2 separate regions of the Homo sapiens genome follow, and region 2 is linked to region 1. The links are chromatin loops, found by intact Hi-C in ENCODE. Cell type or tissue: IMR-90. All regions are shown on one strand. Links, peaks and the distances in the headings refer to the core of each region. The heading gives the core; the rest is flanking DNA. Region 1 has its middle 910 kb from the start of LINC01911. Region 2 has its middle 310 kb from the start of LINC01911.

What was found. A loop is a pair of places that touch in the nucleus more often than their neighbours do. Peaks named below come from ENCODE experiments on the same cell type or tissue, not always from the same donor. Only the 100,000 strongest peaks of a DNase experiment are listed, where the experiment ranks them.
Region 2: it touches region 1 in a loop (4-fold over the local background); 2 of 110 quality-filtered maps call a loop at or near these places.

The regions. Positions count from the first base shown.
Region 1 is chr2:145,925,410-145,930,803 of GRCh38, forward strand. No RefSeq gene overlaps it. Among named protein-coding and RNA genes, the nearest start is that of LINC01911, 910 kb to the right of the region's middle. In IMR-90, for the core only: no CTCF peak of the experiment used is centred there; no DNase peak of the experiment used is centred there.
Region 2 is chr2:146,520,040-146,525,433 of GRCh38, forward strand. No RefSeq gene overlaps it. Among named protein-coding and RNA genes, the nearest start is that of LINC01911, 310 kb to the right of the region's middle. In IMR-90, for the core only: a CTCF peak has its summit at 3,372 (motif pointing left); no DNase peak of the experiment used is centred there.

The sequences.
Region 1 (5,394 bases), core at 113-5,112:
GATGCCTTTCAGGTTTATTAACTGAATGTTGGGGAATGTCAACCAAAAATAATGGCTTAGGCTTTGGAATAGTTCATTTGTAGATCTTTTTGCCAGCCATAATTAGATGGCAGGTTTGGTTGATACAGCAATTTAAGAAATACATTCATTTGTTAAAATGGTTTCAAGCTAAAGTCGTTTCAGATTGTCCCCTTTAAGCATTCTACACAGGAACCTATCACAGCTTTGTCTTCATAATAATCATTAAATTCAGTTCAAATACTAGTCATGGGAATTGTTATTTGACATTTATTTATTTTGCAATTCATCTCGAACTGATTTTACTAGGGGAAAAATGCACTAAGGAAGTCAATCTGCTGTCTCAGCACTTATTTGTTTACAGAAAATTTCAGTGTAGGTGACCCTGTTCTGGTCGGAAACTTTACGATTAGAGCTCTTTCTGCCTCAGTGAAGAGCACATGTACTTTTCGTTTTTCTTTTCAGCTATTACCAGACTTTTAAGGGAAACAAGGCAACAGGCATGTATTAAAGGGCCAGATAAGGGACATACTTGGATTTTTAAATATCTAATAATTTTAAGGTAGAAACTGATTTCTAACAGATAATTTGTCACTTTATATGCTAGCATGGCAGGTTTCTTCAAAATAAAATAATCGAAGTTTGGGAAATTATAGGTAGAGCTGAACTATATACAAAATAATAGCCATCCTTACATTCATAATAAATATAAAATGCATTAATTTTTGTCTATATATTCAAAATAATGTTAAATGCTCTTGGATATGTTTTTATATTTCTTTTTTATTTTTCTTTCTTTTTTTAAATATGTAAAATATAATCCTACGTATCGAATACATGCATATGTATTCTCTTAGAAGAAAACAAGATTTTCTCATTATTTTGACATCTCCAAAATTGTATTGTTCTCTATTTGTAACTGCTTTCCTTCAATCACATTTATTGTACCTTAATTCTTATGCAATTAAAATAGGGTATTGGAAAGAGGTATTAGCAAAGATTACCTTCTTTTTGAGGTAAAACTCTACTGATAATTCAGTTTATTTTGCTTAATTTCCAGGGTCTCTATAAAATAGCTTTTTCACAAGTATATATATTATTTTGCTACATGGTTTTACTAAGAATTAATAATTTTAATTCTTCTATGATGATTTCTGATGATTTTGGCCCACTTCAAAAGCCAAAATGAAACTAAAATCAAAATAAATAGAAAAGTACTGATGGCCTATGAGGTCATTAGAGTGTGAACACATAAATTACAGATATGTACATTCTAGAGACCCTGAAGAATTAAGAGAAAGTTAAAATTAGCCAATTCATTTGAAACATAGAAATAGCTTAACTAACCCCCAAAAATCTAATTTGATTTTCTTCTTTTTACCTTTCAAGTTTTTTCGTCTATTTTAAGAAGGCATTGAAACTGCTAGTCTAAACATACAAGATTAGAGATAGGGCTCACACTAAGGTAGATTGGTCAGAACTGGTTTAGAGAAGTTTTTGTTTGATTTCCACATGTTTTCTTATTTTAAATTTGAACATGATGCCAACAATTAAAAATTAAGGTACTTTATATTGAAAAGAAAATCTATATTTTGGATGTTTCTTGAGAAGTCAGGACTAGCTCTTAACGTGGACCACGGCAGCTATCTGCTAGGGCTGTGCACTGGTGGCTTATTTTACCTGGGCACTTCTCCCCAGGTTGCCCAAGTTCCATTTCCAGTATTTATCATATAATACCTATCTCCCATAAGATTTTAGCTTCTGTCTCCTAGGCTAGCCTGAGACCCAAATGATTCTTATTTCTTCTAGCAAAATATAGAATCACAGCATTTTCTTATTTTCTTTCTGGCAACTTCCCCACCCACTCCCTAATGATAGTAATATAATGTGGAAAGTAAAACAAGCAGAAATGTTAAATAATCCATTGTGAGATAAACTGGCCACAATCTCTCCCACTCACTTGGAGCACTTCTCTGTAGAGCCCATCTCTATGCGTGAGAACTCAGCTTGAAATGAAATCAATGAAAAGACCAACTATTTTTATGTCTTTCTTAACCCGGGTTTACATGATCTTTAAAAGATATACTTTTCTGAATGGCAACAGCATTGCAGTTTGTGCAAACCTTCAGGCTACACTACAGATGGTGCCATTTAGCAATGGCCAAATTGCTAGTTACAACCCTCTAAAAAATGCAGAGTTTATCATAGAAACTCTGACAGTCGCCGGAATATCGTGTCTCTTTTGGGCATTGTTTTAACAAATGCATTTGAAAGAAAAATGTTCTCAGTTAACTACAGTTCCCAGAATACCTTGTAGAACATTCTGTCTCTATTGATCATAAACTGGCATAGCCACTGTGCTTCCTCTGGCAGAACTCAGGGGAAAGCAAGCAACTGCATTATATCATGTGACAAACTTTATGGAAAATACTAGTGTGCAGTTTTATCAGTATTTGCATTCTGTCAGTACAAGATAGATCTGAAATCTATTTTTATCCAACAGTTCTTATTAAACCAAGAAGATTGCCTGTTACTATATGTAGTTGTTTCAAGCAGTAGTGCCTGATGATACTTTTTGTAAACAATTGAGAATAAATCCAAACAAGCTAAAAAATGTTTATTGCAAAATACTGTAGTTCAAGAAAAATTACATCTGCATGGACTGCATATTTTACATGAAATTTATGGTGCAGTTTCTCTTCATTAACCACATCTCAGAGAATTTTCAAAGCATCAGCTTGCATATTATTAACATGTACTTAAAATAACAATATCGAAAGCTTCAAGATTAAAATAAAAGGTGAAATGTAAAATGTAAGGTGCCTTCAGTGTGTTTGTATACATGTAATTTGCTTTTTAATTAAAGTGAACTAGACCTTACCTAGCCCAGAGAGATTAATAAGTATCTCATTCTAGTACAACTATTCTCCTTAATAAAAGCAGATGGAATTCATTTTCAAAAGAAAAAAAATTAGTATTAACTATCATTGCTTCTTTTATGTGGTTAAACACATATAATTATTCTACCACATTTTTCATGGAAAGGAACAGTGACAAAAAGGCAATTACAGCATGTGAATTCAATCGAATTTTTTTCTATTACTCTGTGTTATGGATATGTGTTTTGTGGGGTGTTTGATTGGTTTTGTTTACTTTTTGCCACTTGTATGCATTCCCTATTATTTTACAGCTTGAAATTCTTGAAAAAAAATCTGTGTCATCAACTGTATTTACAATGCATGTAGTATTTTAACACATTTGAAAAGCTAAATATGGGCCATGGTGGCTCACACCTGTAATCCCAGTAATTTGGGAGGCCGAGGCAGGAAGATTGCTTGAGGCCAGGAGTTTGAGACCAAGCTGACCAACACAGCAAGATTAAAAATTAAAAACAAAATTATCTGGATGTGGCGGCACATGCCTGTGGTCCCAGATACTTAGGAGACTGAGGTGGGAGGATCTCTTGAGCCAGGGAGGTTGAGGCTGCAGCAAGCTATGATTGAACCACTACACTCTCGCCTGGGTGATAGAGCAAGACCCTGTATCCCCAAAAAATGTGAAATAGGAAAACTATTAATAAAGGAATCTCTGCAAATTCCGGTATTTTATTATCCAAGTGTTCTTTCTTGTCGGTTATACCTAGATCCTTGAGGGCACTCCTTCAAAGTCAGTAGGAGACGGATTCTGATATGTTATTTCCTCTATGCACAATTTCCATGTGTTATCATGGAATGACCATGATTCACGGAATTGACAGAACTGAATTTTAATCCAACTGTTATCTCCTAAACTGTGTGATGCTGGGCAAGTCAGTTAATCTGTCTGAGCTTCAGTTGTTTCATTTGAAAAAACAGCTAAGAATATCTGCTTCATAGAATTGAGAGGGTGATATGGTTTGGATCTGTGTCCCCACCAAATCTCATGTCAAACTGTAACCCTCAGTGTTGGAAGTGGGGCCTGGTGGGAGGTGATGGTATTATGAGGGTGGATTTCTCATAAGTGGTTTAGCAGCATCTACTTCGTGCTGTTCTCGTGACAGTGAGTGAGTTCTCACGAGATCTGGTCATTTAAAAGTTTGTGACATCTACCCAGCACACCTCTCTCTTCTCCTGCCATGTAAGACATACCTGCTTTCTCTTCACCTTCCACCATGATTGTAAGTTTCCTGAGGCCTCCCTAGAAGCAGAAGCCACTATGCTTCCTGTACAGCCTGCAGAACCATGAGCCAATTAAACCTCTTTTCTTTATGTATTACTGAGTCTCAGGTATTTCTTTATAGCAGTACAAGAACGGACTGATAGAGAGAGTTAAAGAGATAATCAGATAAGTGCTAATTAGTGTTCCCAGCACAAGTAAGCCCTTTAAAAAGGCAAAAACAATGACCATTATTTACTCTTCAAATGTAAAGTAATACCTGAAGGTGGTCCAAATCACCCTGAGTTTGTATAAAATGCTGTTTCTTTGTTTTTAATAATAGAGTCAAAATCCTTCACTTTTTAACTGCTAACCACCATTATTTACAAACTTCCCATGCTGGCATACCCCAAAACTTTCTTTCTAACTAAGCCTCCCATCAGTGGTGTACCTAACCCTGCCCTACATGTTCTCCAGGCTCCCCTAGTTTGCACTTGGTTCTCAATTTTGTCACTCTAATGAATTCCCAGTTGTCTTTCAATGATATCTCTTCAGATGCAACAAGATAGAAATAATCACCCACAGCTTCTCTATTAGAGCAGCATCAAAATCTTCTCCATGCATCTGTTGATATTGCTTCTTGGACTATAAGCTGTTTGAGCTATACCTTAGCGTTTCTCCAGCACTGATGCAATATCTGCAGGATGCCAGAAGAGAAGGAGTAACATTATTTGAAAAATACACCCTATGGAAAAGAAAGGAGAGTTCTAATACCTAAATGGGAGGTAATAAAACATTGTCAAAAGTTAGTAGAAGTCCACCTTTTAAGAAGGAAGAGTTGCAGTTTGTGCTAATGTTCCTCAATCCTTTGTTTTCAGGTTAGAACTCTCACATTTGTTTTGCTGGTTCACTCTGCCCGTGTTCTACAAAAGCCCCAGTTGCAGTCTGAGCTGTGGCTCAGCTTCCTCTCCTCATCATAGAATGTTGGCTCTGGGTAATCCTCCCCTAACCTGCCCAGTCTCAGGTAATTTAGGCAGTGAAAAGAATGCAATTCCAGTGATCTAGACATTTAAAAGTAATTCTTAGAACAGTAAAATGTCATTGCAGATAAGAAAACATCATTTGATAGTCAATATTTTTCGTCTTAATTATTGTTGCTCTAAAACATGTATTTTATTTGTTTCAACAGTTCTGAAATGTTTGCTAATGTTGCTTGCCATTTCTTTGCCAAAACCTACTCAT
Region 2 (5,394 bases), core at 254-5,253, 590 kb after region 1:
CTACTTTGGAAAGGAGACACAGGAAGAGATCATTTTTTATGCTGTCTCTGGGGATGTTTATGTCTGGATGTACAGCTATCTGAAAACTAAACCAAAAGAATCACAGAAAAACTAGCATCACTCTCTGTTGCACTTCTTGTTATGTGAAATATAATAAATTTCCTAAAGTCTGCAGAGTTGACTGAAGATATCCTAACTAATAGACCCATGTTCAAATGGTCACTTATCCTTGCAAATTTGATTTGCAAATAATTGTTCAATTTATCCCTTTCTGCTTCCCCTATTTTGGCCCAAGCTCTCATGATCTCTTAACCAGGACCACAGAAGAAATTGTTGAGTCCCATCTAAACCATTTTCCAATTCAAAAAAGACATAGTATTTTGTTCCTACTACTCCTCAATTTGCAGTCTTCTAATAGTTCATCATTTTTTAAATAATAAATTTCAAATTCCTAGCATAGATTGAAACCCTTTTGTTATCTCATCTTGTTGGTGTTTTTTTTTTGTTTTTGGACATGGTCTCTCTCTGTCACCCAGGCTGGAGTACAGTGGTGCAATCTCAGCTCACTGCAACCTCCGCCTCCCAGGCTTAAGGGATCCCCCCACCTTAGCCTCCTGAGTAGCTGGGACTACAGGCACACACCACCACACCGGACTAATTTTTGTATTTTTGGTAGATACGGGATTTTGCCTTGATGTCCAGGCTTATCTCAAACTCCTGCTCCTGGGCACAAGAGATCCATAACCTTAGCCTCTCAAAGTTTGGAGATTACAGGCATGAGCCGCAGCACCTGGCCTCCCCTTTTTTTAAACATTTTTAGTTCAGGGGTGAATGTACAGGTTGGTTAGAGGTGACCATGTGTCATGGGGATTTGTCGTACAGATTATTTCACCATCCTAGTATTAAGCCTATTACTCATTAGTTATTTTTCCTGATCCTCTCACTCCTCCCAACCTTCTTAAAAAGAAGAAGATTGTTTCCTTTGCGGGGACATGGATGGAACTAGAGGCCATTATCCTTAACAAACTAATACAGGAACAGAAAACCAAATACCGCATGTTCTCACTTATAAGTGGGAGCTAAATAATGAGATCACATGGACACATAGATGGGAACAACACATACTGAGGCTAACCTTCTTTTCAATGGCTGCATAGTATTCCATGGTATATATGTACCACATTTTCTTTATCCATTCTATCATTAATTGGCATTTAGGTTGATTCCGTGTCTCCACTGTTGTGAATAGTGTTGCTAGAAGTATTCCCTGTCTTTCTTTCTAGCTTTCTCGTTCATCTTATCATCTCACAAACAATATATTCCATCTACACTCAACTACTGATGGCCCAATATCCCAACTTGCTGGTAATAATTGTAGTAATGACAGCTGGTACTCACTAGAGTATGCCATATGCAAACATCCTGATGCTAAATAAGGTATATCAAAATTCTAGGAGCTCAGTGATCAATGCCAAGCAAATGAGAAATGATAAAAATTAAGCAAACTACAAACCTAGGAGGTAGGTATTATATTTTCATTTTACAGATAATGAAACTGAGACTCAGGACATTAAATTCTGGCCCTGCCTGCAGAATGAATTACACTGTTTCTGTACAGGGTCAGTGTTGAGCATCTAACACAGCTCAGGATGGGCAAGAACAAATATAGTGGCATCTCAGGTTTCCAAGATTGACACCATTACTTTACTCTAAACTCTTTTCTTTTGCTTTCAATTCTAATTTCAAACCAGAGAACCTTAGCAGTATTAAAGAAAATGATGAGTCTCGCTATTCAAAGTGTGGTCCACAGACGGCAACAACAGCATTACCTGGGAGCTTGTTAGAAATGCAAAATAATCCTGCATCTTCTGAGTTAGAATCTGTATTTTAACAAACCCTCAGGTGATTAGCATGTACATTAAAGTTTGTTAAACACTAATTTGGAGACCTGAAAGATGTTCTAGTTATATTCAGTATTAAAAACCCTCTCTTTTTCCCCAAGTTCTGTCTGTGAAATATCACTTGCTAACATCTTTTACAAGGCTAACCTGGATTACAGCACTCCTTTGAGAGAAAATATACTAATTATTCAAACAGTAAAAATAAAATATTAGTATAAAAGTTAAGGAATGTTTCATTTTTATGGAAAAATAAATGAGGCAAACAGGTAGAAATCAGTTTTGTGGTTTAACAAACAATGTATTGCCTGACTGTAATTTTTTTTCTACTTTGTACTTTATTTTCCCTGAAATTCACTTCTATATTAAATCTAAACCTAGTCACATGTAGTTAACAGCAGATGGGTTCCTCAATCAAACTATTAGAAGAAAAGCAAGAAACTTTCTTTTGGACATCGGAACATAAATTCAAATAACTGAAAATCAGCTAAGAGGATTTTACCACAGAAGACAATGGGTATTATTTAAATATTTTCAACATCATTTTCTTTTCAAAGTAGATGGAATGTGAATTAAACTTCATTTTAACATCTAAATCATATCTTTTTCTTTCAAAGTGTCTGTGAAAAAAAAAAGTTCCTGCATGCATTATTTGTAATAGGGACATGCTCACCTATAAACTGATGTAAAACGTGTCCCTTTTTGGCTGTGACTGCCTAAGTAATGAGGCAATGGAGAGAGTAAAATTTCCCATTCCCACACCCGTCACAGGCACCAGCATTGACTTCACACAGGCTCTTCTTAACTGTGAACCTTTCCTGGGACTAAACATGCACAATGCATGAGATTGTATATTTGCTCTTCAATTCTTTAGTTTTTGTAAATAAAAATGTCCTGCAGCGTTTAGCTTTTGTTCATTTTAGATACAACTGTAAAAGTGGAAAATAACATAATTTCATTCAACTTATAGTAGGTTCTGCTTGCTGGAAAATAATACTGTTGTTCAATTGAATCAGTCCTTCAAAGTAATCAAACCAGCTAAGTTCCTAGAATATTCCATAAGAGTAAAATTGTTTTCTAATCTTCACTGAGATCCTATTCAATAAGGCCATTTTCTTATCAAACTATACATTTGAGAACAAAATATCACATTTTAACAGGTACTATAAACATTTTAATTCTGTTAGGGCCAAAATAATGATAAACATGGATAATAGTAATAATCTCTTTCCCCAAAGAGTCTTAGAAATCCTAATTTACTGACTGGTAGCTACTTTCACTAAGTAGAAATACAGTAATTTAATAATCTTACCATAGCAGTTTTCACAGAAGAAAATTAACTAATTCATTATTGCTTATAATTTGCTGAGGCATAGCTGCCATATTTGTAAAATCAGCAGGTTCTGAAAAAAAATACAAGTTTTTAAATGAATGTTCAATTTTCCCCTAAACACATAAATGATACAATTACTTAGCTCCCTCTAGTGCCAATTTCTAATATAAACTTAATTATAATAACTGTATTCACCATGCAATTTTGAAGCAAATTAAAATTTTACTTGGCAATAATTAAGTAAACTTTCAAGGGTTTTATAGGTTGAGTTTGAGATCAGAGCCAAGCAAGATTCACGGATGACACTGTCATAGGTAGGCTCATGACTACAGTTACAGTAACAGTATTTCTTCACAAATTTTATTTCATATGTTTCAATTAAACACAAATAAACCAATAGAGTGTAAAAGAATGTTGATAAAAGAAATTAAGGCTTGCCATTGAATATTTTTCTACACGTCAATTTAGCTATAACAATCTCACTTAATCTGTGGCTTATATTGATTTTTCTTTGAACAAACAAATTTAAAACCCAAGAAGAAAGACACATCAAAGCTTCTATCAAGGTATAGAGAATAAAATTAAATTTTCAACTGTAGAGGAAAACAGAGCAGGCAGAACATATAATTTTAAAAAATTATAATAAAAACAGCTAACTTAATAAAATGACTTATTAACGTATGTTTCCTGGAGATTTCTCTTAGGCTGAAGCATATAATTGAAGACTTTTATTTCTAAGTAAAGGTAACATAATTACTTTTATTAGGTAAATTGTTTTGTATTGAATGCATTTAAAGAAAAGATAACAAGGAGGAAGAGGAGAGTAGTCAAAAATAGAATCTCATTCAATGAAAAACTGTAATAAAACTAGTGGATTTTCTAGGAACACAACTTTCCACAACAGTTTGTATATTCATTGCTCTTTTATTTTGTAATATAGTCTAAAGGCTAAGAGGGATGACAGCATGAATTTAGGAATCAAATGATATGTATTTGTTTAACAGAACTATGGTTAGTCAGTAAAATACAGATATTGCTTCAAATTAATAAGGCTCATGAAAATTAAAGAAAACGTGTATGTGAAACACACAGTTGAAAAATGATAGTTAATAACTTTTTTCTGTTGTGTTAGTAATTTTTAAATGTTCATAGAATAAAAACATATAATTGAATTGTACTTGTGATCATTGGTAACGTAAACATTATTCCTTAGTGCTGAGAATTAGTACTTTTAAAAATTAACTTATTTTTATTTCAATAAACATTTTTGTCCCAAATAAAAAGAAGAAATCTTTTCTAGAATAATACATGAGATTTTTACTTCTGTTTATTATTAGAGGGTATTATTATTATTGAGATGGAGTCTTGCTCTTGTTGCTCAGGCTGGAGTGCAATGGCGCAATCTTGGCTCACTGCAACCCTTGCCTCCCAAGTTCATGCAATTTTCCTGCCTCAGCCTCCAGAGTAGCTGGGATTACAGGCACCTGTCACCATGCCCAGCTAATCTTTTGTATTTTTAGTACAGGTGGGGTTTCACAATGTTGGCCAGACTAGTCTCAAACTCCTGACCTCAAGTGATCCACCCGCCTTGGCCTCCCAAAGTGCTGGGATTACAGGGGTGAGCCACCGCGCCCCGCCTACTTCTATTTATTTGTGTCATAATGACCCTGATTCAATTTGAATGACTGGACATTAATTCTATAAGGAAGGCAAGAGTCTTGGCCCCTGTATTGGCTCCTACTCCTTCTAATTCCTTCTATTTGCAATTTCCATTTGGCAAGGTTGGACAAGTGCCTTTCTTCTTGTGCAGTATTATGGGTAATTGCCTTCCACAGTTGTTCCAATAAAAATAAATAAATAAGCCACATGCAGGGAGAAGCTTTGGAAAATGCTCTGTACCAATACAATGGGTTAATTTTATTGTGATAGATGTTAATAAGACAACTTACCTGCAATGCTCATAGAGAGAGCTCTCCTTCTTTCTCCTGCCATTGAAGTTCCTTCAGTGACTACCTTTTCACCTATCCTATTCTTGACATACCTGCTTGACTTCTGAAACATTGTGGTAGATGGATTAATGAAATAATTTATCTCAAAAAAAAAGGAATAATAGATGACATTTTTGTGCTAAAAAAATTAATAAATATTATAAGCTGTCTTTTC